Linked DNA regions of Homo sapiens: region 2 is linked to region 1. The links are chromatin loops, found by intact Hi-C in ENCODE. Cell type or tissue: ascending aorta. All regions are shown on one strand. Links, peaks and the distances in the headings refer to the core of each region. The heading gives the core; the rest is flanking DNA.

Region 1 (14,474 bases), core at 4,172-9,171:
TGCTGTGTGCATGTGTGTGGGTGCATATACGTACCAGCAGAAATAGGGGTCTAGCTATATATAGTGTCTCCAACCAGACTTTTTTTTTTTTTTTTTTTGAAATGGAGTTTCGTTCTGTCATCTAGGCTGGAGTGCAATGGTGCGATCTCCGCTCACTGCAACCTCCGCCTCCCCGGTTCAAACAATTCTCATGCCTCAGATTCCCAAGTAGCTGGGATTACAGGCACGTGCCATCACACTTGGCTAATTTTTGTATTTTTAGTAGAGATGGGGTTGCACCATGTTGGCCAGGCTGGTCTCAATCTCACTGACCTCAAGTGATCCGCTTGCTTTGGCCTCCCAAAGTGCTGGGATTACAGGTGTGAGCCACCGTGCCTGGCCTCCAACCAGCTTTTCAAATCTTAAGTAATGTGCATGTCATACAAGGATTAAAAGCACACCAGGGTATGTGGTAGAAAGTACTGGTTTGTCTCCCCCAGGCTTGTCCCCAGCCTCCAGGGTCCTCTCCCTGGAGGCAGCCCCAGCCCGGCCTGCAGAGCCCCGCCTCCCCCCCCCCCACCCCCCACCGAGGGCAGACCTGGCTGCTGCAGGTGCCACAGGCTGCAAAGATTCACAGTGTGCGTGCAGCCCGGGCTGAGGCTTGTCTACACTGTGGCGGAGGATACCAGATCTGTCCTTACCACACAGACCTGGTTCATGCAGCTTCTTCCAGGTTTAGTATACCTCTCCCAGGGACCCCTCCCAACCAGTGATGCTGTCCAGACCGTGTGTGTGAGTGCTCATGAGACAGGAGGAAGAGGAAGCAAGAGAGGGGAAGAGGAGGGGGCCAGTCCCTCCTCGGGGGCTGCAGGAGGAGGTAGGGTCCTTGAATCCTGCATCTTTAAGAGTCCTCAAAAAGGAGGAAAGCTAGAAACATAGTCTGATGCTCCCGCAAGGCTATTTTTGGCTCAAGAACATCTATTTATAACTCAGGCAGCCCCCAGCAGTCAATAAAACTGAGGCCTGGAAAGAGCTGATGGCTGACTCAAGCAGCACCGAGGTGCTCCCTTACCCCCTGTGCGCAGGAGCACCTGCAGCTCCAGCAGGTGGGTGACGGCCTCTCCTAGGATGCCCATCTGGGGCACATAGGTCTCAGGACCCTGGGGGCAGTGTAAGACTCCAGATGGAAGGAGGGGGTCTCATTTACCAACTCAATCAGGCTCCTAGTGGTCCAAGAGCTGCCCAAAGTAGGCGGTGAAGCAAGAGTTGAACACTGGTGGACTGGCCTCCAACTGCTACGTAGAGTCCCCTAAAGGCTTGTTGCCCTGCCTACAGCTGTGTCTCCCCCCAGGACAAGAGCTTTAGTTGCTGGATGGGTCTTGGATGGGTGGGTAGATGGGTGGATGAGGGAGGGAGACATGGATGGATGGATAGGTGAATTTATGGATGGGCAGATGGATGAATGGTGGATGGATGGATGGGTGCATGGATGGGTGGGTAGAAGGGCAGATGGATGAATGGGTAGAGGGATGCGTGGGGTGGGTGGGTGGGTAGATGGATGGATGGATGGATCAATGAATGGGTGGATGGGTGGGCAGATGGATGAATGGGTAGAGGGATGAGTGGGGTGGATGGGTGGATGGATCAATAGGTGGAGGGATAAATGGGATGGGTGGATGGATGGATAGAGGGGCAGATGGATGAATGGGTGGAGAGGGATGAGTGGGGTGGATGGATGGATGGATGGATGGATGGGCAAATGGATGAATGGGTAGAGGGATGAGTGGGGTGGGCGGGTGGATGGATGGATGGGCAGATGGATGAATGGGTAGAGGGATGAGTGGGGTGGGTGGGTGGATGGATGGATGGATGGGCAGATGAATGAATGGGTAGAGGGATGAGTGGGGTGGGCAGGTGGGTGGACGGATGGATGGATGGGCAGATGGATGAATGGGTAGAGGGATGAATGGGGTGGGTGGATGGATGGATGGATGGGCAGATGGATGAATGGGTAGAGGGATGAGTGGGGTGGATGGGTGGGTGGATGGATGGATGGATGGGCAGATGGATGAATGGGTAGAGGGATGAGTGGGGTGGGTGGGTGGATGGATGGATGGGCAGATGGATGAATGGGTAGAGGGATGAGTGGGGTGGGTGGGTGGATGGATGGATGAGCAAATGGATGAATGGGTAGAGGGATGAGTGGGGTGGGTGGTTGGATGGATGGATAGGCAGATGATGAATGGGTAGAGGGATGAGTGGGGTGGATGGGTGGGTGGATGGATGGATGGATGGGCAGATGGACGAATGGGTAGAGGGATGAGTGGGGTGGGTGGGTGGATGGATGGATGGATGGGCAGATGAATGAATGGGTAGAGGGATGAGTGGGGTGGGCGGGTGGGTGGATGGATGGATGGGCAGATGGATGAATGGGTAGAGGGATGAATGGGGTGGGTGGATGGATGGATGGATGGATGGGCAGATGGATGAATGGGTAGAGGGATGAGTGGGGTGGATGGGTGGGTGGATGGATGGATGGATGGGCAGATGGATGAATGGGTAGATGGATGAGTGGGGTGGATGGGTGGGTGGATGGATGGATGGATGGATGGGCAGATGGATGAATGGGTAGAGGGATGAGTGGGGTGGGTGGGTGGATGGATGGATGGATGGGCAGATGGATGAATGGGTAGAGGGATGAGTGGGGTGGATGGGTGGGTGGATGGATGGATGGATGAGCAAATGGATGAATGGGTAGAGGGATGAGTGGGGTGGGTGGGTGGATGGATGGATGGGCAGATGGATGAATGGGTAGAGGGATGAGTGGGGTGGGTGGATGGATGGATGGATGGATGGGCAGATGGATGAATGGGTAGAGGGATGAGTGGGGTGGGTGGGTGGATGGATGGATACGTGGGCAGATGGATGAATGGGTAGAGGGATGAGTGGGGTGGATGGGTGGGTGGATGGATGGATGGATGAGCAAATGGATGAATGGGTAGAGGGATGAGTGGGGTGGGTGGGTGGATGGATGGATGGGCAGATGGATGAATGGGTAGAGGGATGAGTGGGGTGGGTGGGTACATGGATGAATGGGTGGAGGAATGAATAGGATGGATGGATGGATGAATACATAAATGGGTATTCATAAATAGGCAAGTAGATGTGTGGCTAGGGAGTAGAAGGAAAGGAAGGTGGACAGATGGATGGACGGGTGGAGAAGTGATGGGGTGGATAGGAGGTGGAAGAATGGGTAAATGAGAGGGAGGGAGGGAGCGAAGGTGGGTGGGTAATAATGTTACATTGCGTTAGTTGCACTTCTGTTAGTCTTACATTAAAGCCAGCTTGTGCTTACCTCCATTCTCCATTGGACTGCAGATGGGTACCTGGTCTTTGCATACAGAAGGTACCCAGTGAATGTCCAATGAATAAGCCACATACTAACTGTCTTGGAGTGGGACATCACAGGAGAGACCCTCTCCAAGGCCCAGGGAGAGGAACAGGCTTGGTCAATGTCCCTTAGAGGGTCAGGGGCCAAGTTGGGGCTGGGCTTGGTTCCTGGTCTCTCAGGCACCATTCCTCTGCCTGCCGAGCCATCCCTGGAAGTAAGCTGGAGGCTGGTCTCAGTGGCACCCCTGCCAGCTGCCACTGTACTCCTGTGGATGGACTTACCAAGGCCCTTCCGGAGCTCAGAACTGAAGAGACTGAGCAGGAGAAAGGGCAGAGGGCCAGTTCTCAGGAAGCCTTTCAGGAGGAGAGTTTTGGCCTCTGAAGGCCAGGTTGTGTTTGGAGGGGCTGGGGGCAGGTGGGGCAGGAGGACATTGCAAAGGTCCACAGCATGGGAGAAAAGGCAGAGGTAGGAGCGCCCTGCGGGGAGCCAGGCAGAAGCTGAAGGCCTCTGGCCAAGGCAAGGCCCGACGGGAAGAGGGTGCATCTCGATGGGGCTCTGAATGGCAGGTGGGTTGGGGGAGTGTCTAAGAAGAGTGGTTCTTTGTGGGCAAGATGAAGGGAGGACTTGCTGTTAAGGGGAAGCCATGGAGTCTTTGAGGGGCCTATACAATGGACACCAGCAGAGGGTGCCCCAACCTCCCCGGAAGGGCGCAGGGCACAGGGCAGGGCGGGCCCTGGACAGAGGGTGGGAGAGGAGGGGCTGATTCTCAGCAGAGCTTCACAACAAATGCCTTGTGTCCATGGTGGGAGCACGTGGGGAAACTCAATTATCCCTGCAGGCAGCTGGGGCTCGGCGGCACAGTCCCTCCAGAGAAAGCACAGCCTTCTGGCCCAGGGGTGAGGGTCTAGACCTGTAAGGCAGCCCACAGTCCCAGGCCCCACTCCTGCCCCTGGGAATGGGTCTCCTGGGGTAGGAGCCTCTGTGGAAGACACTAGGCCCTGAAGGCGTGATGATGGCTTGTTTGTGAAGCGAGTGGTCCCTGACTGTGGGGACCAGAGCTCAGAGGGGATCCTGGTGGGGCGAGGGGAACATGCGTGTGCCTCCCACCCCCAAGCAGGGCGATGCCAGGGCAGGCCTTTGCCAAACACTAGGCAAGTGCCTGGGTGGATGCCCTTCAGTCCTTCCAAACTGAGCAGGTAGACTTGTCTTGCTTCAGAACCCTTCAATGTCCCCCTCCAGAGGGGCTGGGTTGGGGGTGGCCTCAGGGAGGGAAGGGGTATGGGAGCTGAACTGGAGTTGAGTGAGAATGCTGGGGAGAGGGAGGCCTCAGTAGTGGGGTGAGAGGAGAGGAACTCAGTGAAGGGCCTTCATTCTGGAAGGTGGGCGGGGGGAGGGGGACGGGTGCTAGGTCCAGGGGCATCTCTCCCAGTCTTTGCAGACACCACCCATGAAACCAAGGAACAGTGGCCTGTCCCCAGGCAGCTCCCAGGAGGAAGCTCTGGGAAGGAAAGGGGAAGACGCCGCTTACCCCTTCCCCGCCAGGAATTCTGCTGCCCCCCCCCCCCACCAAGTCCAGTGCCCTCCCACTCTGCCCCAGCACATGCGCCCTCATGGCTGAGCGCACCTGCAGAACGCACTCCCGCCCCCCACACACCTGGGGCCTCCGACCAGGACAGCGCAGGGCAGGTGACTACCCAGGAAGGGTAGGGGAATGTAGGGGGACTGGTGGCACCGTTGGCATCGCCGGCCGAAGCCTGCCCCTGACTGACGCAATTGCCGGCCGGTCGCAGCTATAAATAGCCAAGGAGAGCTGGAAATAGAAGCCAGGGAAGGGCCAGAGGCGGGTGGAGGGAGGAGCTTGGGCTTGAGCACCTGATGCCAGAGGAGGAAAACAAAACTCCATTCTAGGGCTCCCCTCCCTCATCCCACCCCAGCCCAGAGGGGCGTTTGCACCCGGAAACGTTTGGGGAAGCAGGGTGAAGTCAAGAACCTGCCCAACAGTGGGCGGGGCCTCCCTGCCGCGAGGGTCGGGGCGCGTGGAGCCTGCGCTGGCCACAGCCCGCGGTCTTCGGCTCTGGGTCATCTGCGGGGCAGTGGCCCCTCCTGATATCCGCCCGCCCCCACTCCCAAGCAGAAAGAGATTCCGGTGCCTCTCCACCCTCCCCACCCCACTCCCTCCGTCAAGCCCCTGGCCCAGGAGACCCCCGACAGCCCTGGAACACAGGGCCGATTGGCGAGATCAGTGGACACTAGGCCTGCCCAGAGCCTAGCCGGTGGGGGCGGCGTCCTGGGGGTGGGAGGGGGGCTTGTGGGGCAGTTTCCATATCTTCCTCGCCCAACCCAATCCTTCGGCCAGCGGCAGGAATGGGGCTCAGAGACTTTGCCGGCCTGGGGCAGGGCGCACTGCAGCCAGTGTGGAAGCCAGACCCAAACCGGACGGTCCCGGTGCCTGGTTCTGCTCGGTCACCTCTTGCCCACCTACCCAGCGGGCGCTCACAAGCTGGGGGCCCAAAAGAGGAACAGAAAACCAGAGGACTGGGGGGGCTTTGAGGCTGAAGGGCGAAGGCCCTTCCCGGACACCCTTGAGCCCTCCACCCTGAGCCCCTAGCAGCGCCAGGGAGTGACTTCAGTCCGGGTTCCTACTGTGGGGCCTCCGCCTCTCGGAGGGCATTAGGGCTGGCAAGGCGCGGCCGATGGGGCCCTTCGCCTGTGTGGACCGTAACAAGAAACTCCAGGAGGGGCAGGATTGAGGGCAGTAGGACGGGGTTGGTGTGGGCGAGGGGAGGTTTGGGTCCCCCCACCTCTCCGGGCAGCTGGTGGCGGCCCCGCCCTCCCTGAGGGCAAGGAACCCGCAGCCGGGAGGACGGCGGCTGCAGGCCAGTGTAGGGTGGGCGCGGTCCCATTAGAGCGGGCGGGGTCCGCCAGGATGGGCGGTGAGGTCAGCCCCGACGTAGGGGGCCCAGAGCATCGCTGGGTGGCTCGGGTGGCACCGGCGTCCGGGCCGCCAACCCCGCAGGAAGCGCCCAGTCACAATCCCGCCCCAGGGCTCCTCCACGCCCCGCCGCCCAGAGCCCAGAACCTGCCCAACCTGCGCGCGCCGCGGGGCGCAGCCGGGGGCTCCGAGGACCGGGAGGCAGGCGCGGGGGGTGCGCCAGCTGCTCGCGATGACCTCACGCCCGGCGGGGCCGCGCCCACTCCCAGACTGCCCTCCGCGGCGCTCTCCATCCGCAAAGCGCCGCTGCTCCTCGGCTCCCGCGTCCTGCGCGCCCCTCGCGGGTCCGGGTCCCCAGGCACTGCTGGCGTGGAGGGCGGGCGCGGGGAGCAGCTGCTCCGCTCCGAGCACGTGGGCAGCGCGGCTCCGGGTCCGGGGCCTAGGTGGGCAAACACCTGTCCCGCATGGGCGGGGCGAGCGCCCCTCCGGAGCCCGCCTGTCCGGCCCGGGGAACGTAGTATGAGCTCTTCTCCCGCCTCGGGCTTCGACTTGGGCTCGCCCGCCACCCCCACCCGGCGCTCCCCGAACCCGAGGCGGAGCGCAGCCCGGCAGCGCCATCTGCTGCCCGCGCCCGCCGAGGCTGGGGCCGGTTCTCGGGCCGGGGGCCCTGCACGCACGCCCACCCGTCGGGAACCCACCTGCTGGGAGGAAGGCACAGCCCTGTCTCCACCCCGCGCCCCCAGCCCACCCTCCTTCTAAGGCCCTCCCCTTGGTCCTTCGGCTGCCTCAGCTGTACCCACAACCTGCACCTGCTCTGGGCTTGCGGGTCCCGCAGGAAGGTCGCCCACACCGCGGCCCCAGGGACTCAGGCAGTCAGTGACCAGCTGTGTCTCCAGCCAGGTTTTCTCCCTGTCCTCCAGACCGGGCAATGCCAAATGGCAGCGGCCACCTGCGTCTGACTAGGCCCCCATCCCAACGCCTCCAACCCCCTTCGCGGCCACCCCCCCTTCTCAGGTAAGCAGTACACCTAGCTGCTGTTCTTGGCTCTCCCGCCACCACGCCCTCACCTGGATGGTTCCGCCAGACCCCGCAGGCCCCTTAGTCCGCCCCAGCCCTACCCAGCTGTCTACAAAGCGCATTCCTGGAAGGGCCCCTCCCTGGTCTGCCGGTGTGCTCTGCGCTCCTCCCCCAGCCCAGGTGCAGGGCGGCACTCTGAATCCCCTACCGTGCAGAGGGCATGTTCACCTCGGCCCTTGACTTCCCAGCAGGGCCTGGCATTGAGGGTGCCGCCCTGGGATATTGTGTGTGGCCTGAGGCTGCTGGAGCCAAGCACCGCAAACCAGGCGGCTTCAACAGAAACGTCTCTCCAGCCCTGCGCGGTGGCTCATGCCTAGAATCCCAGCACTTCGGGAGGCTGAGGCAGGCGGATCATCTGAGGTCAGGAGTAAGACACCAGCCTGGCCAACATGGTGAAACCCCAGTCTCTACTAAAACTACAAAAATAAGCCGGGTGTAGTGGCAGGCACCTGTAATCCCAGCTACTCAAGAGGCTAAGGCCGGAGAATCCCTTGAACTCGGGAGGTGGAGGTTGCAGTGAGCTGAGATGGCGTCACTGCACTCCAGCCTGGGTGACAGAGCAAAATTCTGTCTCAAAACAAAACAAAAAAAGAAGAAAGAAGGAAAGAAAGGAAGGAAGGAAGGAAGGAAGGAAGGAAGGAAGGAAGGAAGGAAGGAGGGAGGAAAGAAAGGAAGGAAGGGAGAGAAAAAGAAAAGAAATGTCTCTACAAGGTCTGGAGGCCATGAGTCCAAGATCCAGGTGTAGGCAGGTGGGCTCCGTGGAGGGCCAGGAGGGAGCATCTGCCTCAGCCCCTCGCTGCAGCCTTTCACAAGGCCGTCCACCCACCCTACTCCAGTGTGGCCTCATCTTAACTAGGTTCTTCTGCAGTGACCCTAGTTCCAAATAATGAGGTCACATTCTGAGGTACTGGGGTCAGGACATCGACATATGAATGTGGGATGCACAATCCCACCCATAACAGGTATCGGTGGGAGAAGGAGGCGTGTGCAGGCTCTATGACCACCACCGGGAACCCTTCAGACTGCCCTCACCACACTGCTGGCAACCAGTCCTAGGAACGGGCTCCGCAGAGGTGAGTTTGCAGAGCCAGCATCCCAGGAGGTGGGGCCCGCATGGGTTTGATAAGTAAAAGCTGTCAGGCTGTCAGGGTCCATCTGGTCCGGGGACTCCCACCCTCCTGCCCTCCAGCAATGCCTGGGGGGATCTTTAAATGCAGGGCCCAGGGACCTACATAGCCAGCCTCTGTGGGGGCAGGGCTCAGGAATCTGTATTTCCAAAGTTTCCCTACGGAGTCTGCTGCATCTGTTGATGAGACATGTACATTTGGGGACCTGAAATCTAGGGGTCCCTACCCAGTGGATGGAGGGGACAATAGTGAACCCCAGCTGGCTAGAGGCAGAGCCAGGAGGAAGGCTGAGCCTCCTGGCCTCCATCTGTAGTTACTGTGTGGGTGCATCCCCACGAGGCCGAGGCCCTGCTCCTTCACTGCTTCCTGACCCTCCACGCCTCCAGGCCACGCTTTGGCCATGTGCACCATGCACTCTGTGTCCCAGGGCACAGGCTCCCACCAGGACAGCTTCTCCCAGTCTGGCTCCAGGCACTGCGTGGCTTGTGGGAGCAGCAGCAGCTCCCACTGGACCCTGGAGGGCAGAGCTGTCCTGCCAGTACCCCACCTGTGTAATGGGCCTCAGTGTCCCAATCCAGGAGAGGGAGCTGGAGCAGGCCTGGTGCCTCCTCCTTCCCATAGGGAGACGGGGAACCTGTGCACAGGCTAGCTCTGTGGGGGCCAGTTCCATACTGTGCCGCACCCACTGGGCCCTCTGGGGCCTCAGGGTCTTGTCTGCAAAATGGGAATTGGGGAGGGGTGGAATGTCAGTAACTTACTTTCCCGTTCCTGCTTTTTGTGGATTTTTTCCATTAACATGTGTGGAACCCTTCTGGTGCTGGGGATGGCCCCTCGGAGCCCCCGTGCCTGGGAAACAAGCCTCTGTCATCACTCTGAGATCAGTGGTTTCTGTGACAGGTGTGTACAAAAGGTGCCACCACTCAGGAAGGCTGCCTGGAGGAAGGGGCATGTGAGAGAGGCCTTGTGTGATGAGCAGGAGTTCTTTGAGAGGAGCAACTCCTTCCCAACAGTAGCAGCACATTCGAAGCCCCGCAGTGCAGGGGAGCCCATGACTGCAGCCACGGGAGCCCCTGACCGACCACACACCCACCTAGGGCCGGGCACCCTGCCGAGTGCACAGGATGAAGTAGTTCCTAGAGCTGGGGAGGGGGCAGGGAACGGTCAGTTCCCAAGGATGTCAGACTCTGTCCCCAGGGCAAGGGGAGCAAACCTGCAGGTCCTTGCCTGAAAGGGTGTTTTGTTAGGGGCTGGCACCACCGGCCAGGAAGGGTGGTGGATCCCGGCCGGGTGGGGGTGGCAGGAAGGGTGCTCATTGGGGACACAAAGGGCAGGTTCCCAACTCCCCAGGTCAGTCACCTCTTTGCTTCAAGGAATGGCCTGCAGGTGACCCTGGGGGTCAGGGCCTCAAGGAGCAACCCACGGCAGCCTGGACGCTGCCTGCCCTGAGCGCTCTCTGCCCAGGTCTGGACAAGGACTCTGCCCATCCTGCACTTGCCAGCTGGCAGGTGGCCTGTGCCCCAGCCTCAGGCCTCATCTGCATTTGCAGATCACTGGCACCTTACAAGAATGATTCCCAGGGGAGATGAGCCCCGTCTCAGCCTCAGGTAAAGCACACCCTATATGCTATGAATCATGTGGCCGGTAACTGCACCTGTTACAAGTTGAATTGTGTGCCCCAGAAAGATATGCTCAGAGATGGGGCACGGTGGCTCACACCTGTAATCCCAAGGCTTTGAGAGTCCAATGCAGGAGGATCGTTTGTACCCAGGAGGTTGAGGCTGCAGTGAGCTGCGATGGTACCGTTGCACTCCAGCCTGGGCAGCAGAGCCATACCCTGTCTCAAATAAATATATATATATACACACACACACACATATATACACACACATACGTGTGTGCGCATAAAATAATAAACATATTTTATATATATACATATATATGTGTGTGTATGAGAGTGTGTATATATGTGTACATATATATGTATATATATGTGTACATATATATGTATATATATGTGTACATATATATATGTATATATATGTGTACATATATATATGTATATATATGTGTACATATATATGTATATATATGTGTACATATATATGTATATATATGTGTACATATATATGTATATATATGTGTACATATATATATATATGTATATATATATATGAGACAAAGTCTTGCTCTGTCACCCAGGCTAGAGTGCAGTGGCACCATCTCAGCTCACTGCAACCTCTGCCTCCCAGGTTCAAGTGATTCTCCTGCCTCAGCCTCCCGAGTAGCTGGGACTACAGGCATGTGCCACTACGCCTGGCTAATTTTTGTATTTTCAGTAGAAACAGGGTTTCACCATGTTGGCTAGGCTGGTATTGAACTCCAGACCTCAGGTGATACACCTGTCTCGGCCTCCCAAAGTGCTGGGATTACAGGCATGAGCCACTGCTCCTGGCCAGGACAGGGCAGCTTTCTGGGAGCAGAGGCTGCAGCCCTCCCTCTACTGGACCTCAGTGAATCCTGGCTAGCGGGACCTTTGATGGGGGTTGTTGCAGCCGCCTGCAGGTCCTGGGGGAGGAAGTGGCCTGGAGGGCCGTGCGTGAATGGGCAGGTGACAGCCCTGGATGTGGGTAGCAGCATCCACCAGAGATGAGCAGGAGCACCCAGCCTGCCTCCCTGTGGTGCCGCCGTGGCCTGTTTACTTAGCCACACCTGGAGATAGGGAGGCAGAGGGCACCCTCTCAGAGAGCACTGGCAGCTGCTTCAGGTCATGCACACGGAGCTTTCGGCTGCACCTGGCTCATGGGACGGCCCCAGCCATAATCCCAGGTGACACTGATTATCAGCATCCTCATGCCCTGCCTGCATTCCGGTCACCCCAGGGGCACCAGGCCCCCACGGAGAGCTAAGCCAAATGCAGGGGCTGTCCTGGCCTCTGGAGGGGAGGCGGGGATGACTGAAGCCTGGAGAACACTGCCCAGCCTGCTCCCAAGGGTGACCACCTTGACTGTTTCCTCAAGACCCAGGGAGGAGCATCCCTTTGGTAGGCAGGTCATGGTGGGACAATGGCGGGCTTGAGAGCAGATGTTTCTGGAACCCCAGCTGCCCGCCCACTCGCTGAGTGACCTCGGACAAGCCTCTGGTCCTCCAGGAGCCTCAGCCTCCTCTCTGGATTGTCACTGCCTGGGGATTAAGTGAGGGAGCAGGAGCAGGACAGCAGGCACAGTGCGATCAGCAGGAGGGCATCTGAGGCGTTTGTTGAAGGCTTGGAAGAGCTGGCGGCACCTTGGGACCGGGAGGCAGGGCAGGCTTCTGCGCCACCATCCCCAAATCAGACTCTGTTCAGGTCTAGGAGGTACAGGGAATGCTGAACCATGGGGGTGCTGGGGATGGAGGGGCTGCCCAGGCAGGCGCTGGCAGCTGTGGCTACCCTCAGCCTCACTGGGGACTGTCCCAAGCACAAGAACCAGCTCAGAGGTGAGAGGGAGCCATTGTTCTCCAGGCTCTGCAGCGTAGGAGAATGTGTGTGTCACGAGGCCTACCCCGTGCCAAGGCCTCTCGGCGGCGCAGCCTGGGACAGAGAGGGGACGCTGAGCACCAGCTATGTCCCCTGCTGGCCCCGAAAGGCAATGAGTGGGCCCGAGAGAAGGACAGACAGGGTCAGAGCAGAGTCCGTGAATGACCCCGCAGGGCTTGGCCTGCATCCTGGAGTCAGCGGTTGACTGGGGAATCAGGTCTTTCCCCTGAAACATGCCATGAGGTCACCCTTATCCTGGAAGCCCCAGCTTTCCACCCCACAGTGGAGGACAGCTGCCCGAGGATCTCCACAAAGGTCCTGCCTGTAAGGGGTCCCCAGTCTAGATGGAAGCATGATTGGGAAAATCAAGCCCCTCACTTCTCTGGCCAGGAACTCCCAGTGGGCACAGCAGCCCCTGGGGCTGCTCTAGAGCCAGGCAGAAGGAAGGAGCCTGATTAGAAAGGGCAGGGGCTGTCACGAGGCGGCTTCAATCCACAGAAATGGACTGTCTCTCAGTCCTGGAGGCCAGAAGTCTGACATTGTCAGCATCACCAGGGCTGGTTTCTTCTGAGGGCTGTGAGGAAGGGTCTGCTCCAGGTGTCGCTCCTCGGTTTGTGTTGTAGATGGCCTTCTCCTTCCTGTGTCTCTTCACACTGTCTTCTCTACGTGAGGCTGTGTCCAAACTCCCCCCGACCCTTTTTATTTTTTTTGAGACAGTCTCTCTGTCACTCAGGCTGGAGTGCAGTGGTGTGATCCTGGCTCACTACAACCTCTGCCTCTCGGGTTCAAGCGATTCTCCTGTCTCAGCCTCCCGAGTAGCTGGGATTACAGGCGCCCACCACCAGGCCCAGCTAATTTTTGTATTTTTAGTAGAGACAGCGTTTCACCATGTTGGCCAGGCTGGTCTCGAACTCCTGATCTCAGGTGATCCACCCGCCTCTGCCTCCCAAAGTGCTGGGATTACAGGCGTGAGCCACCGCACCCAGCCTAAATTCCTCCTTTTTATAAGGTCACCAGTCATATAGGATTGGAAGCCCCCACCCCACCAGGACCTCATCTTAACAAATGACATCTGTGGACAGGGCATGGGGGCTCACGCCTATAATCGAGACCAATCTGGCCAATGTGGTGAAACATCGTTTCTACTAAAAACATAAAAATTAGCCGAGCGTGGTGGTGGACACCTGTAATCCCAGCTACTCAGGAGGCTGAGGCAGGAGAATCAATTGAACCTGGGAGGCAGAGGTTGCAGTGAGCCGAGATCGCACCATTGCACTCCAGCCTGGGCAACAAGAGCAAAACTCCATCTCAAACAAACAACAACAACAAAAAATGACGTCTGCAGTGACTCTTTTTCCAGATAAGGTCCCTTTCAGACCTTACTGGTACTAGGGGTTAGAACTGCCTCTTATCTTTCCAGGGGACACACGTCAGCCCATGACACTGAGTGTGCCGTGACCCTCTCCCTGGCTCTGTTTACCCCAGGGTACTGGTCATTTTGAATGCGCTGCCTGCTTTATTATTTTTTTCACTGACACTCCACAGCTCCTCAAGGGGAGGCTTTAGTCTGTTGTGTCTACTACTGTTCTCCAGGCACCTTACAAGTGCCTTGTCCTTGTACGTAGTTGGCACTCACTACCTATTTGTCAGATGAATGGGTGAATGGAAGGAGGAGAGGGCTGAGTGGGAAACGCTATGGGTCTTCCTTCCTGCCAGAACTGTCAACCAAAAGCAAACCTTAATCTCCAGAGATGCCCAGAAATGGGTGCCACCCTCCCAGACCCCAAAGTTGCAGAGAAGGGGCCCCTCTAGGATTCCAGTCTCACTCCCACGTGTTGTCTGTGCGGAAGACAGAGAGTGTTGGTGATTGACAGTGGATTGAAAGATGTAATGATTCCAACTGCAGCTGTTCTTCCAGACGTGGTGTCCTTATTGGAGCCAATCAACAGTTATGATTCAGCTATTGATCAGGCAGCCACACCCACCTCAATCCCAATAAACAGAGAACATCAGAAGCAGGGTGTTGTTATTTGGAGAAATTGGCAGTATACCTCCCCACTCAGGCCTCAGGGTCCTGCAAACTCGAATTCGCTCTGCCACAATTTCATCCACATCGACTTTTTTATTTTTTTTTGAGACAGAGTTTCACTCTTGTCGCCACGCTGGAGTGCAGTGGCGCCATCTCGGCTCACTGCAATCTCTGCCTCCAGGGTTCAAGCAATTCTCCTGCCTCAGCCTTCGGAGTAGCTGGGATTACAGGTGCACGCTACCACGCCCAGCTAATTTTTTTTTGTATTTTTGGTAGAGATGGGGCTTTACCATGTTGCCCAGGCTGGTCTCCAACCCGCCTCAGCCTCCCAAAGTGCTGGGATCACAGGTGCCTGCCACCACGCCCAGCTAATTTTTGTATTTTTAGTAGAGACGGGGTTTCACCATGTTGGTCAGGCTGGTCTC
Region 2 (14,438 bases), core at 3,644-8,643, 320 kb before region 1:
CAGTGCAGCCAGCGCCTCCGTCCTCACAATGGTCGCCAGGGGCGCAGTCCTATCATCCCCATTACAGATGCACAAACGGAGGCTCGGAGGTGCACCTCTCACGTCTCACGCAGGGGTCCCAGGGAGCTGATGACGTGGCTGGGGCTCCAACCCCTCAACCCCCAAGAACCGGGTGTGGGGAAGACCAGGCAGGGACAGAGGCCAGAAGAGGTGCTGCTCCTGAATGTGAGTGGAGGGTCCTGACCCAGGGGGTCCCAGTCCGGGTGCAGAAATTCATTTCTCAGTCTCGGGGAAAACCAGCCCCCCCCACGCCCCCTCCTCTGTGGGGCGCCCCATTTTCCTCGCCCGCCCTCTCCTTGGCAAGCTCGCCAGCCCTCGCCTGGCCTCACTGCGTTCCTCCAGCATCCATTTCTCGCTTCTTTGATCTTCCTCCTACCGCCCGTCTTTGGAGCACCAAGAAGCTGTGTGAGACAGCGGCTCTGAGCCTTCTGCCCCGGCACCTGCTAGGTGCGGCCCACGTGGGAGAGACCCCTCCTCCCACACCTGGGGTCGGCGGCAAGGGGCAGTGCCCGGGACCCTCACACAGCTTCCATTCGCACCTCAGCCCCTCCCTCTGCCCTTCCCATCCTGCCACCACCCTGCACCCGCTTCTGCTCCCCCTCCCTCCTCCTTCAAGGCAGCCCCTGCTCTCCCTCCCTCTCAGCATTTTTCCCTCCCTTTCTCTCATTTCTTTCTCGTGCCTTCGCTTTCTTTCTTTCTTTTCTCTGTCACTTCTCCCCAGGTAGGGTTTGTTCTCGTCAAGAGACCCTCACAGCCCCAGGCACAGGGTTGCCCCCCTCCCAGCATCCCTGGCCAGGCCCGGCCCTCAATCTCACCTCCGCAAGCACCACCTCAGCTCGCACCAATACCTCCCCAACCCGTCATGGGTAGCAGCCGACCCTCAAGCCTCCCGGGTCTCAGCCCACTTGGAGCCTGGGGCAGGGGCCAAGCCCCTCACCCTTCTCCCTAATGGTCCCCGCCCCATCCAGGGGTCACCCAAGGGCTTCTCTCCCACAAGCTCCCACTTGCAGTGGCTCCTGTCTGCCCTCCAGAGACCTCTGTGGTTAACCCCAGTCCACCGACCTCTGCCAAGCCGCTCTGAGCCGGATGCTCAGTCCCCGGGGCCATGCTCCCTCTGGCCTCAGGGTGCCTCCCCTTTACGGTTCCAGCAGGGGCATCTGGGGGTCGAGTGCCCAGGGCACCCTGGCTGCCGCTTGCTGGCCGCTCTGCCCAGCTCTGGTTCGCCGGCTGGGACTGAAGCCTGAACCGCCGTCCTCTGGGCTCTGGCCCTGACACCCTGCCCAGGGGGCTGGGCCACTCGGTCCCTGCACCCCTGCTGCTGGCTCGCCTGGGCTTCTGGGCAGGACGGGCTCTGTCCGAAGACCGACTTCCAGCCCTGCCAGGGCGGGGGCTACCCCACCCTCAGGATCTCAGGCCTGGATGGGCCCAAGGCAGCCACACCCTTTTGGACACTGTGGTTGGAGGCCTGGCTTCCCCCAGCCCCCTCAGGGCCAGCCCAGCAGGCTGCCAGCCCATTCCTGCCCCACTGGCCACATCAGGAGCCCCAGAGGTCCCTGGACCAGGCTGCTCAGGGTGGGTCCCTGCCTGAGGGGCCTTAGAGCCCTGCGGAGAGCCAAGCACGGTGTGGCTGCCACATCTGTATATGTGTGGGCAGATGTGTGCCCGAGATGGAGGGAATGGAGGGGCTCACACCGCCCAAAGAGCCATGGCTAAGGGTGGGCACGGGGCTCCGGGGACCTCAATGCTTGATAAGAACGTCTGCCAGGCTGATCCCCAGCCCCCCTCTTCACTCCGGGCCAGGCTACAAGGCACTCTCAGCCGGCCTGGTGCCCTCTCACAAAGCCAGGACCCCACAGGTAGCAGGGCCAGGCCGCTGGCTGAGTCCGGGTGACGTCTGGAGTTGAGTGGGCTGAAGTCCTCTTGAGGTCCCCTGACCATCCCTAACACTTGCCTTGCCCGAGCTGGCCCTGGGAGAGCCCCGAGTTGCCCAGGGGCAGGCAGGAGGCACAGGGCAGACTCCCAGGTGCCTGGAAGGGCAGACTTGGCAGGGAGGCATTGGGGGTAGGTCAGCCCAGGGCCTGACCCTGCCAGCCAGAAGCCGCATTCTGGCAGGGGCTGGGTACAGCCAGACCTGGAGAAAATGGTGTTATGGGACTACATGCAGAGCCCCTGGGCTTGCACTGGGTGTAGACAAGGAGAATCGCTGGGGCAGGGGTGGGGGGCGACGGGGCAGGGGGGACACGTTTTCCCACTGGCCCAGAGCACCATTTTTAATGGATGTAAACTGCATTGAATTTATTCCCTGGCAGCTGCGGGCACCTAGCATGGCCCTTCAGGGTTCATCACTGAGGACACAGCACTTTGCCTGCAATGCCTCTCCCAGCCCTGCACCTGACATGGCAGGACACCCAAGGGGTCCCCGGGAAAGGGGTGGGGTGATGCGGGTGGAGGAGGGACCCAGGGACCCGGGCTCATCATGCCCGGCTGAGTGGCCTTGAAGTCTCTTCACCCACAGCTTCTCTGAGCCTGGCTCACTCCTTTATCCAACAGGGAGTGGGTAGGGGGCAGTCTGCCTGGCCTGCAGGGCTGGGACTGGGGAAGTCCGAGCTGTTGGAGGCTGCAGAGAAGAGATCATGGCAGTGGTGGTGAGCGCAGTACTGTCCCGGGTGGTCGTGTGTGTGTGCATGTGTGTGTGTGGGTGTGGTGGGTGGGTGGGGTGCAGCGGCCTCTGGGTCTGTGTCCTGGAGGGGGTGTGTATTAGTGCACACGTGTCAGCCTTGCTTCATGTAGCTCACCTTGGTGGCTCCCCTTAGCTGGACAAGGGACTCTTGCTGCCCTCTGCCCAGCCCCCATCAGGACAAGTTCCAAGGGAGTTCAAAGGGACGGGTCCTTATGCCACCAACCCACTGGCTGACCACCGCAAGTGAGGTCCCCTCCTCACTGTCTCCTCCCCAGGTCCACAGGGACTGGCCCCGAGCCTGAGCCCACGCGGCTTCAGTGCCTCCTCCCCAGGTCCACAGGGACTGGCCCTGAGCCTGGGCCCACGCGGCTTCAGTGTCTCCTCCCCAGGTCCACAGGGACTGGCCCCGAGCCTGGGCCCACACGGTTTCAGTGCCTCCTGAGTGCGGCTTGCTCACCTGGGGCTGCAGTTGGTGCTGGGCCCGCTGGACGGATGCTCATGGCCGAGCCCCTGGTGACAAGGGGGTGAGCCACCGCACAGCCAGGCAGGGGCTCTGCCCCTCCTCCGGGGGCTGCACTTCCTTCTCTTGGGCCCATTTGTTAAGTAGCACTGGTGAGCCTGGGGGATTGACCCCAGGCACTCCTCAAATCCCAGGCCACAGAGCTCCTGGTGGACAGCAGCGTCCCCTGGGAAAACACATTCCCGTTGGGCAGGGAGGGAGGTCTGACCAGCAGAGCCTGGAAGCCCAGGAGGAGGAGGCTTATGGGGGGCCAGGGGTAGGGGGAGGCTGGGATGAGGTGTGCCCAGCCAGGGGCCCACTGCAGATCCTGGTGCTGGTCCTGAACTCAGGTGACAGCCGGAGACCCTGCCAGGTGGGGACCAGATCGGAGCCATCTCTCTGCATCTGCACGGACCCAACAAGTGGGAGCTGGGGAGGAGGGGTGAGCCGGGCTGCCCTCAACTCCTCAGACCCCACTTAGCTCACCCCCATGGGCATCCCTGGCTCTCTGGCCTCTCAGAGTCTCAGCACTGAGTGCCTGGCCTGGGTGGGCAGTGGCAAGCCGACCGATGCCAGCCCTGCCTTCCAGTAGCTCGAGGTCCGGCCAGCATGCTCCATGCCATCAAAGGAAGTCAGAGCAGGACAGCCCTCCAGGTTAGGAAGAAGCAAGGCAGCCTTCAAGCAGGAGGTGGTGTTTCAGTTTGGCTTAAAAGCCTGGAAGGGTTGAGGAGGAGAAAGGGCACTACAGGCGGCTCAGAGTGGCTGACGGTGCAGAGGGATATCTCTGAGACTGCCCAGGCTGGGTCTTGAGGAGCCTTGGGCCCTCCAAACTCTGCTCTCCCACCTGACCCCATGAAGGGCCACACCACTACTTTACAGAGGAAGAAACAGGCTGGGAGAGGGCACCACACTGGCCCAACACCTGCAGGTGGACAAGGCCCGGGCACCTTCCCTGGCCCTGAGGAGCCTCCCACTCAGGGTTGGTGGCTGCAGCCAGGGCCGGTAAGCTCAGCCCAAAGTTCAGTTTCATGATCTGTGAAGTGAGGGTGACTGAAGGGTGCCCAGGATCCGAAGGACCCCACGGGAGGCCCCAGAAGCCACCCAGAGGATGGGCCCTTCATTTTGGGGGCTCAGAGTCAAGCAGAATCCCTGGGGCTCGGGGAGAGGTGTGAGCAGGTGACAGTGCAGCCGGCGGTGCAGGTGGGACGGCGTGAGCGGGTGACAGTGCAGTCGGTGGTGCAGGTGGGATGGTGTGAATGGGTGACAGTGCAGCCGGCGGTGCAGGTGGGACGGTGTGAGCGGGTGACAGTGCAGCCGGCGGTGCGGGTGGGACGGTGTGAGCAGGCGACAGCGCAGCCGGCAGTGCAGGTGGGATGGGGAAGGAGAATGCATGGGCAGCTGCCAGGAGCCAGGAGGAAGAGAGGCCTCAAGCAGCCTCCGCACTCACACATGTACACGCAACCAGCCTGGCACCCTCTCGCTGCCCACGCTTGGGGCAGCAGAGCCTACCGAAGCTGGGGGGAGGCCCAGTGGCCCGGTGCATGTGGCAGCCCAGCATGGGCACCCTGCCCTGCCCTCCATGCCCAGCCAGGGCAGGAGGGACCTACCTCAAGAGGTATCCAGGCCCTGTCTGCTAGAGTTCCTCCTCAGAAGCCCGGGACTGCCCAGGCTGCAGCCTCTGCTCAGGCGGCGACCTGGCCTGACCCCAGCCCCGGGGATAGAGCAGCATCTCAAAGGCTCCTGTCCTGCTGGCCCTCCTCTCTGCTGCCCTCCTCCCGCACCCCTGCCCCCCTGTGCCCAGCTCTCCTTGGCTTTCCTGCCTCTCCTGGCCCCTCTCACTCCTGCACTTCCTTGGCGCTCTGCCCTGGCCCTCGGTCTCTCGCTGGCTGTCACCCCTCCCCTGTCCCTTCTCTCTGTCTGGTGTTCTCCTTGTCCCTGTGACCCTCTGCCTGCCTGTCTTGGCCCCTCTGGCCCCTGGCACAGGAGTCTGTGGGCCGGCTCCCTTGGGCAGCCTGGTCCCTCCCTCTGGCACCTGGCACAGGGGTCTGTGGGCAGCCTGGTCCCTCCCTTCGGCTCCTGGCACGAGGGTCTGCAGGCCGGCTCCCTGCAGGCAGCCTGGTCCCTGTGTCCCCATCCCTGTGGGTCTCCCTGACTGTGGGTCTCCCTTTCCCCTCTCCTACTTCAGGACTCTCAGCAGCTGCTTCTCTTTTGTTTCCCCCAGCCCCCTTCTCCTCCCGCCTCCATCTCTTCCACCTCCACCTCCTCCTCCTTCCGAGAAGAGTAAAAATGTCAGAGCGAAAACTCTCCCAGCCCAGCAGCGTGGGGCTCAGCCAGACCTCTGTGGCGCGCTGATGGGCAGCGTGGCTGCCTCCTTCCCTCCCTCCCTCCCTTCCTCTTTCCCTTCCTCCCTCCGCCTCTGCCCTCAGGCCACCTTGGTAGCCGCTGCCCGCTTCTCGGTCTCCCCTAGCCCTCTGTGGTGCCCCTGCCCCAGGCACAGGGGCCTATTCTGCCCATCGCCGCCTCCCACCTCGGAGTGCCTCATGCCCTCTGCCAGGCCCTGCCCGGGCCCTCCTCTGTTCTTCTCCTTCGTCGGCCGTTCTTGTCCAGCCCCTCGTCAACCTGCCACCTCCCTCACCATCATCGCAGGCCTGGACCCTTCGCTGGTTCCTCTTTGTCCCGTCCCCTCCTTCCCCGTCTCGCACTCAGCCCCTCTCTCCTCTCTCCTTTCCCTCTGGTGTCTCTGTCCCTATCTCTGTCTCCCTCCCTCCTTCCCTCCTCCCTCCCTTCCCCTCCCCTCCCTTCCTCTCCCCTCCTCCCCTCTCCCCCGCTCCTGGTTCTCCACTTTCCCTTTGTTCATTCCCGGCCTCTGCTCTTGTTGTCACCTCCAGAGAAGGCTTGGCACCCCAAGAACCCTCTCTGTTCCCCAAATGGGGAGGCTGCTGCCTTTCCTGGTGGGCCCAACCCCCCAGCCAGACTGCAGAGTTGACCCAAGAGGCAGAGACGCCACCAACGCAGCATCTTCGGTTTGGTATTGGCACAGCATGGTCCCAAGAGGTGGCCAGTGGGCACAAAGTGGGCCTGGTGCCCTCGCCAGCCAGGCCCCCCTTGCCCGCGTCCTCTGGCCCTGGCCCAGGGAGGAGCAGCCCAGCCCTCTGTTCCTCTGGTTGGGCTTGGCTGCTGTGACTCACTGGAGAACACTCGGGGCTAGTGGCCGGACGGACGAGGGGTGGGATGGGACGCATGTTCAGGGCTCACCGAGGGTCAGCTCCGCGACGGCAGTCTCACATCCGGCGGTTTGCCCAGCTCGCTGGCACTCAGAACCACCATGTACCCATGTCCAGGATGGAGAAACCAAGGTCCAGCCAGCAGCACTGGCATCCAAGGTCACAGAGTGAGGGCCTGGCACAGCCAGAACCAGAGCCAGATCTGCCGGCCGCTGGCCACCCAATTAGTCCTGGGCCACCATCTGTGCACGGGCACTCATCTGCCCATGCCACCCTCTGTCCCTACATTCAAGGAGAACAGCCACCTCTTGCCTCCCCAGCTATCATGACCCTGGCCAGGCCAGGGAGTTGGGGTTGCGCAGCACCTTGGGAACACTGAGGGAAGCAAGGGTGAGGCTGTGAGCAGACGGGCAAGCGGGTGAATCACCGCGGAGGGCAGCACGCCGGGGGTGGCGGCAACAGTCGGAAAATTCCACATGGGACCATAGACCGGGCTGTGGTGACTCAGGTGGTGGGCTACCCCATGGAGACTGCGGGAGTCAGGAAGTCCGTCCCCACTCCCTACATACACACCAGACTGGGTCCCAGGGCCAGTCCTGGAGAGAGGAGCCCACAGCATCTCCCCTCCCCCGGCACAACCCAGGAGGAAGCAGGGAATGTCCACTAGAGACCATGGTGTTGGCCCCACATCCCCAGCATCCACAAAGCTGCAGAGACCACAGGATTCTGGAGTAAGCAGGAGGGATGGTAGCCAGGGCTGGACCTCAGGTTGGACAAATGTTTAGTGAGCTCACCCAGGGGAGGGGAGGTCACCCAGAGGAGGCAAGATTACCTGGGGGAGGTGAGATCACCCAGGGGAGGTGAGATCACCCAGGGGAGGCGAGATTACCTAGGGGAGGTAAGGTCACCCAGGGGAGGTGAGGTCACCCAGGGGAGGTGAGATCACCCAGGGAAAGCTAAATCACTCAGGGGAGGTGAGATTACCAGGGGTAGGGAAGATCACACAGAGAAACTGAGATCACTCAGGGAGGACAGATCACCCAGGTAAGGTGAGATTACCTGGGGTGGGGGGCAGTGAGCATGTGCTTCATTTGCACCTCAACCTGCCTATTTCCTCCTTGCCTCCTGTTTTAACTTCTGGAGGAGTCCCAGCCACAGACAGCCAGGAATGAAATGTGGCCAAGGCATATTTTAGTTCAAAAGAAGGAAGAATATTCCCACAGGGAAAAGAGCTACCTTGGAATGGCAGGACTTCCCTGTCACTAGAGAATGATCATCTGTCAGAAATGCTGATGGATGGGAAGTGACAAGAACAGATATTTACATGTAGCGGCCAAGATTCATGGTTTTACAACTAGAGCATGTCCTGTGAGGGACAATATGGGAGAGTATTTGATGTCAACTCCACTGTTATGTGTGCGCTCATCCATTCACCCACTCATCCATCCATCTACTCATCCATCCATCTCTCTGTCCATCTCTCCATTCATCCATCAGTTCATCCATCCATTTTACCCATCCACCCACCCATCTATTCATCCATCCATTTATCCACTCATCCATGCATCCGTCCATCCACCCATCCACTCATCCATCCATTCATCCATCCATTCATCCATCCATCCATCCACTCATCCATCCATCCACCCATCCATTCACCCATCCATCTATTCATCCATCCATCTATCCATCCACCCATCCATCCACTCATCAATCCATCCATCCATCCATCCATCCATCCGTTCACCCATCCATCTATTCATCCATCTATCCATCCACCCATCCATCCATCCACTCATCAATCCATCCATCCATCCATCCATTCACCCATCCATCTATTCATCCATCCATCTATCCATCCACCCATCCATCCATCCACCCATCCACTCATCCACTCATCCACCAATCCATCCATCCATCCATCCATCCATCCATCCATCCATCCATCCACCCACCCATCCACCCATCCACCCATCTATCCATCCATCCATCCATTCACTTATCCATCTATTCACCTATCCATCCATCCATTTACCCATCCATTCATCCATCCATCCAACCATTCATCTATTTATCTATCCATTATCCATCTATCCATCCATTCATCCATGCATCTATCCATCCACCCATCCATCCATCCACCCATCTATCCATCCATCCATTCATTCATCCATCTGTCTATCCATCTGTCTCTCCATCCTTCCATATATTTATTCAATAAATCTGTACTGAATTCAGACACTTTGAAGGTGCTGGGGATTCAGCATTAACAAAGTCCCTGCTCTTATGATGATCATGTTTCAAGTGTGGGAACAAACACATAAATAAATAAAGGTCAGATGATGGAAAATATGACAGAAAATATAAATCAGGGTAAAGGCATATGGAGTTCTGGAGGGGATTGATATTTTACGTATGATAGCCTCATGGAAATAAGTAATTCTTTCCTTGGGTCTTTATATATGAAAGCCTCATGGAAAGAAGTAATTCTTTTCTTATTTGAAAAGAGATGAGAGAAATGGGAGGAAGTGTTCCTGGAAGAGAGTGCAAAATTCCTGATTTAGTAGTGTCTACTCACACATCCGTCTTTCTAATAGTTTACTCAGCACGGATTCAATTGTCTATTGATTCATTATCTATCTATCTTTCTACTCATCTCTTGTTATATCCACCCACGTATCCATCTATTCATCTATTATCCATATCCATCCATATGTCTACTTCTCCTGACATCCTTCTATTAATCTTTCCAATCATTTATATGTCCATATTCCAGCCATCCAATCATCCACCCATACATAATTCCATCTCATGTGTCCTTCCATCAATACATTCATTTACCCATTTATACACCCATTCATCCATCATCCATTCATCCATAAATCCACTCATCTTTTGTTTTGGTACATTTGCTCATTTAGCTGTTGGGCTGATGATCAGCCAATATGCACAGGTACAACACAGTTCAATATAGGAATATATATAATCAGCACCCATTCCAGTAGATTCATATTTGTACCACATGCTTTGTTAAATATTCTAAATATCACATCTGCATTTATCTATCCACCCATCCATTCGTTCTTTCATCCAAACATCCATATATACATACAGATGTTCTTCTGTCCATCCATCTATTTTTTGTTCATCTGCTCATTTGTTCATCCATTCATCAATTACTAAATAATTCTTTCTATTTATGCATGAGTTATACTCTATTTATACATGAGTCCATCCAACCCATTCATTCATCCACCCCATCCATCTGCCCATCCATTCACCCACCTGTCCATCGATCCATGCACCTATCCATCCACTCATCCCTCCATCCATCCACCCATCCATCCATCATTCAATTATCCATCCATCCATCATTCAATTATCCATCCATCCATCCATCCATTTGTTCCTACTTCCTATCATTCTTCATTCATCTTTCCATTCATTCATACTGTTCTCCATAATTGATTCTTTTCTAATCTTTATTTTTCCTTTCTTATGCAACTAAGACATGGTTCATAAGCTCATGGCCCAAGGATAAAGCAGACCACCATGGCCCAGGAGGCTGAACACCTCAATAGAGCCTAAGCAGGGGCTACAGGGGCAGGGATCTGTCTTCATATTGACACATTCTCATCATCCCCGACACATACCTGCGAATGTATGTTCACAGAGCAGCATCCCAGTGAAAGGTGCTTTGAGCACTGAGAGAGCCCATGGGGACAGGGGAGGTCAGGGTGGTGGCCTCATTGGCTCCCGAGTGATCCCTGGTGGATAAATGTCTGTGATTTAAAGAGGAGGCAGCCTCCAAATGCTTGCAGCATGCATCTGTTCAGTGTGGCCCTCTGTTCAAGCAGGCACTGCTGACAGCAGGAGAATGGGCCAGAGCCACGGGTAGGGGGCAGGGTGGTGGGTCATGGGTGCTGGGGGCTGGGGGCTGGGGGCTGGGGGCTGGAGGCTGGGTGGTGAATGGTGGGTGCTGGGTGGTGGTGATGAAGCTCAGATTTTGGTTGGGACTGGGTCTAAGAGAAAGGCTAAAGGATTATTTCTAGATTCATCTGGAACGAATTGGCTAGATCCTTCTATCCCAAGTCCCATTGCTTTTCTGAGGGGAGGTACCTGGGACAGGAGGAGGAGGCAGCCTTGCCTCAGAAACCAAACTGTCAAAAGTGTAGGTTCCACTCAGGAAGGAGGAGCACAGGCACTTTTGAGATGAGGGGGACGTGCTCTTCTCTGGAGCAGAAAGAAGCAGTAGGTGAGGTCCCACCTGCCAGGGATGGAGCAGGAGAGTGACCCCTGCATAACCTTGAATCCTCATCTGCAGCCCATGAGCAGCTGGAGACTGGGGACTCTGGGAAGGGTACTGGGCTTAGAAGCCACCCCCTGCCCCAGTGGACAGAGTATCCTGGACACCTCAGCCACTCTCCCTGAGCGTGTGGTGTGTGTAGAGGCCCCTGCGTCTATACCACTGCTCCCAGGGAAACTGGGAACCCAGGAAGTATGCTGGAACCCTTCATGCTGTGACCTACAAATGCCCCACCAGAGCGGCCCTGCTCCAAGCACTGAGGTCAGGGGCCCATGTGCCTGCCTCCTCCTGCCGGGGGATACAGGGGACTCAGAGGCCCTCCCTGCCACAAACTCCCTTCCCCGACAACCCACAAGCAGCTTGGAGGCAGTTAGCAGATGGAGTTAGGATAGGACTTGCCTGGCCCCAAGAAAGGGCCAGGGGCTTTCCTCCTGCCACCCCTGCTCAGCATCTCCCTCCTCCCTTGTCTGCCTGTGTCTGGCACTGGTGGGGCCGTGCTGGGTGGGACACGGCTAGGAGGCCTGGCTTTCTCAATCCCCTAATCTCCTATCAACCCCACCCCCATGCAGCCCCTCCAACCTCTTTTCAGGTCCCTAGATGTTGGGGAGGGGATGGGGGCTGGGCCGGCTGTAGAGAGTCTAACCCTGGGGAAGGGGCCCTGCTGGGCTGCCCCCTGGCCGAGCCTCTCCAGCCCGCTCGCTTCCCTCTCTTCTAAGTATCAATACAGCCTCGTCCACAGCCAGGGCCTGGTTCTGTCTGCCTCAGCGCATGTGGAAAGCCCTCTTCGATTGCCTTATGGTCCTGGGCTGCCATCTCCCAGAAGGTCTTTAGTGGCCCCCAAAAAGATGCTGAGGGCTGGGATTTGGGCGGGGCTGGGCTGGAGGGAAGTGGAGGACCTTGCTGGTCCTGCAGCGCCCGGTCCCAGTTCCGCTTTTCGGGACGGTCCCTTTAAGTGCTTGCTGAGCTTGGGCCATGAGCAGTGCTCTGGTGCTCTTGGGAGCCTTTGAGTCCAGAGTGGCTGGTGTGTGGTGTGGGGTCAGAGAGACCCCGGGAAGGGCAGCCCAGCCCAGCTCCCTCCTGGTGCCCGCAGGTCTTGTGGGCCCTCAGCACCCGAACCCCACAGGGGCAAGGACTCAGGCCCCTCCCCAGGCAGGGAGCAGCCCTTGGACAATGCACTTGGCCCCTGTGAGCCTCGGTTTCCGTCTGTGAAATGGGAGGCTCCAGGGACCTGCCTCACAGCTCCGGGGGATGAAACAAGAGCCTTGGTTTAAAAAGCTTGGCAAAGGCAGGGCGCGGTGGTTCATGCTTGTAATCCCAGGACTTTGGGAGGCTGGGGCGGGTGGATCACCTGAGGTCAGGAGTTCAAGACCAGCCTGGCCAACATGGTGAAAGCCTCTTCTCTACTAAAAATACAAAAATTAGCCGGGGGCAGTGGCAGGTGCCTGTAATCCCAGCTACTCAGGAGGCTGAGGTGGGAGAATCTCTTGAACCTGGAGGGCGGAGGTTCCAGTGAGCCGAGATTGTGTCACTGCACTACAGTCTGGGCAACAGAGCGAGACTCTGTCTCAAATAAATAAATAAATAGCTTGGCAAAGACTGGCATGGAGTGAACGCTTGGTCTGAGTGGCTACATTCTGAGTGTGCAGATGGGGAAACTGAGGCTTCAGAGGGGTGCGGCTTACTCATCCAGAAAGCACTCCGAGGGCCTATAGCAGCCGAAGCAAGGCCAGCCCTGGGGCCTTGCAGCCCATCCCCCTCCCGCCGCCCCAGCAGTGGGATCTCAGGGGCTGGGACTGCAAGGCAGAGCTCACGCCCCCACCCCTCACCAGGCTGAGGACTCAGAGCGGGAGACCACTGGGCCCTTTCCACTGCCAACACCCTCCTCTTCTCTAGGGCTCACCCATCCCTCTGGCACGTTCTCAGGGAACTGAGGTGGAGACAGGCTGGCCCGTAGGGTAGCGGAGCAGAGGCCCACCATCCTGCCACCCCAGGGTGTCACCGGCCAGGGCCTGTCCCAGCTGGACCCCAGACCCTCCTGGCACTGCCCTTGTGTGGCTCCAGGATTGTTTTAGGAGACACGAGGGAACCAGGAAGGGGGCGCAGGAAGAAAGGATTCTGGCTTCCAGAATCAGCGGGGGTGGGGCCTGTGATGCTCCCACTTGTGCGACCAGCCCAGCTGGGTGTCGGTGGACAGCAGCGCCTGCCAGCCCACGAGGAAGAAGACATCCTTCTGCTTCCCTGGGAAACTTCCAGATGCCTCAGACCCCTTACCCAGGGCAGGAGGAAGGGGACCTCCCCAGGGATCCTGGGTCCAGACATCAGGTCTTGACCACAGGAAGGTGTAGGGAGGGAGCCCCAGGGCTTAGCCCTCAATCCTAACCTCCCTCAGCAGCCCCTGTGGGGCTAGGGCTGGGGCTGAGGTGGCTTCCCCAACTGTCCCCAGCTCTGCCCTCTTTCCTGAGCAGTCGTGGGCACCGCTGGGGGCTCTCAGGGCCACCTGCCCCAGCGTGGAGCATTGCACATCCTCCAGGTGGTGCCTGGCCTTGGCTCGGAGGGCAGGTGGGCGGGAGGGCTGCCCAAGGGCCTGGCTGCCTGGGGGGTTCCATCCCATGGGCTCCTGCTGCTCAGATGAAGACTTCCAGGGGGCTGCCGGGGGCCTCCAGCCCCTTCCTCCTTCAGAATCTGGAGCTCTGAGGGTCTCCAGGGACAGATGGCCAGAAGGAACCCTGCCAGAGCAGCCCCTCAGGTCATCCCTGCCCTTCCCAACTCAGCTCAGCACACAGAGAAGCGAGGGAGGCTCCGATGGGCCAGGCGGGGCTCCAGGACTGGCCCTGTCCATGGCAGGTGCTGCCAGAGCCCTGGGCAGCGGCCTCCCACCGCGGGCTGGGCAGGCCTTTGAAGGTCTGCAGAGGAGCAGGGCGGTTGGGTGATGCTAGGAGGGGCATGTGCCAGGGCTCTGACACCTTCCAAAACTGGGAAGAGCTGGGAAAGCTGGTGGGATGGGAAGTGAGTTCAACCAGGCCAGGAGGGCCTGGCATGGCCACCCAGGGGCATGGAGTTTGCCTGTAGCTGGTGAATGGTTCTTTCCGTGGGAGACACGGCCTGGTCGCTCATGGGGAACAGACTGGGGGTAGGGTCATCCTGATGGGGGCCTGGGCTACACAGGGGCAGACTGAGAGGGCAGCCAGGGTGTCTGTGGGACAGGGTGGCGGCAGGCAGACTTGCCTTCTAGGTGTGGACATGGGGTGGGCACGCCTGGGCGGGTGGGCACCCCCGGGCAGCTGGGCCAAGGACAGGCACTGCAGCCAAAAATGCAGTGTGACCCCAGGGAGGGTACACCCCTGCAGAGCTGGGCTCCAACATCTGGATATGTCGAACCCAAGGTCTGAGAGGGCAACCTGACCCTCCCCAGCTGTGGACCAGGACGCCCCGTCCTCATCGCCTCAAGGCCTCCAAGGCCAGATAGTTCCTCAGTGTGGGGAGAGCCTTGCTCTTGGGGGCTATAGAGGGCAGGCATCCCCCAGCGTCACCAGAGAGTCCCCCCAGAGCCACAAGGCAGCTCTGTGAAATCCTCGTCCCTGCCCCCAAGGGACAAGGACAAGCTAGTGACTGTCTGCTGGACAGCGGGGCGAGACAGGAGTGCCCCCGAGTGGAGGAACCGCAGTCCAG

Evidence for each region. Peaks named below come from ENCODE experiments on the same cell type or tissue, not always from the same donor. Only the 100,000 strongest peaks of a DNase experiment are listed, where the experiment ranks them.
Region 2: a loop joins it to region 1, with 3 times the contacts of the local background. A loop is called at or near these places in 1 of 110 quality-filtered maps.

What each region holds. Positions count from the first base shown.
Region 1 is chr11:1,539,228-1,553,701 of GRCh38, reverse strand. No RefSeq gene overlaps it. Among named protein-coding and RNA genes, the nearest start is that of DUSP8, 26 kb to the left of the region's middle. In ascending aorta, for the core only: a CTCF peak has its summit at 6,930 (motif pointing left); DNase peaks (open chromatin) are centred at 5,211, 6,425 and 6,790; H3K4me3 peaks cover 2,342 bases; H3K27ac peaks cover 2,706 bases; H3K27me3 peaks cover 568 bases.
Region 2 is chr11:1,855,671-1,870,108 of GRCh38, reverse strand. The region is part of intron 1 of LSP1 (lymphocyte specific protein 1); the gene reads right to left. MIR4298 (microRNA 4298) reads left to right here and starts at 10,573; the gene lies at 10,573-10,645. In ascending aorta, for the core only: no CTCF peak of the experiment used is centred there; DNase peaks (open chromatin) are centred at 6,388 and 6,877; H3K4me3 peaks cover 1,669 bases; H3K27ac peaks cover 3,802 bases.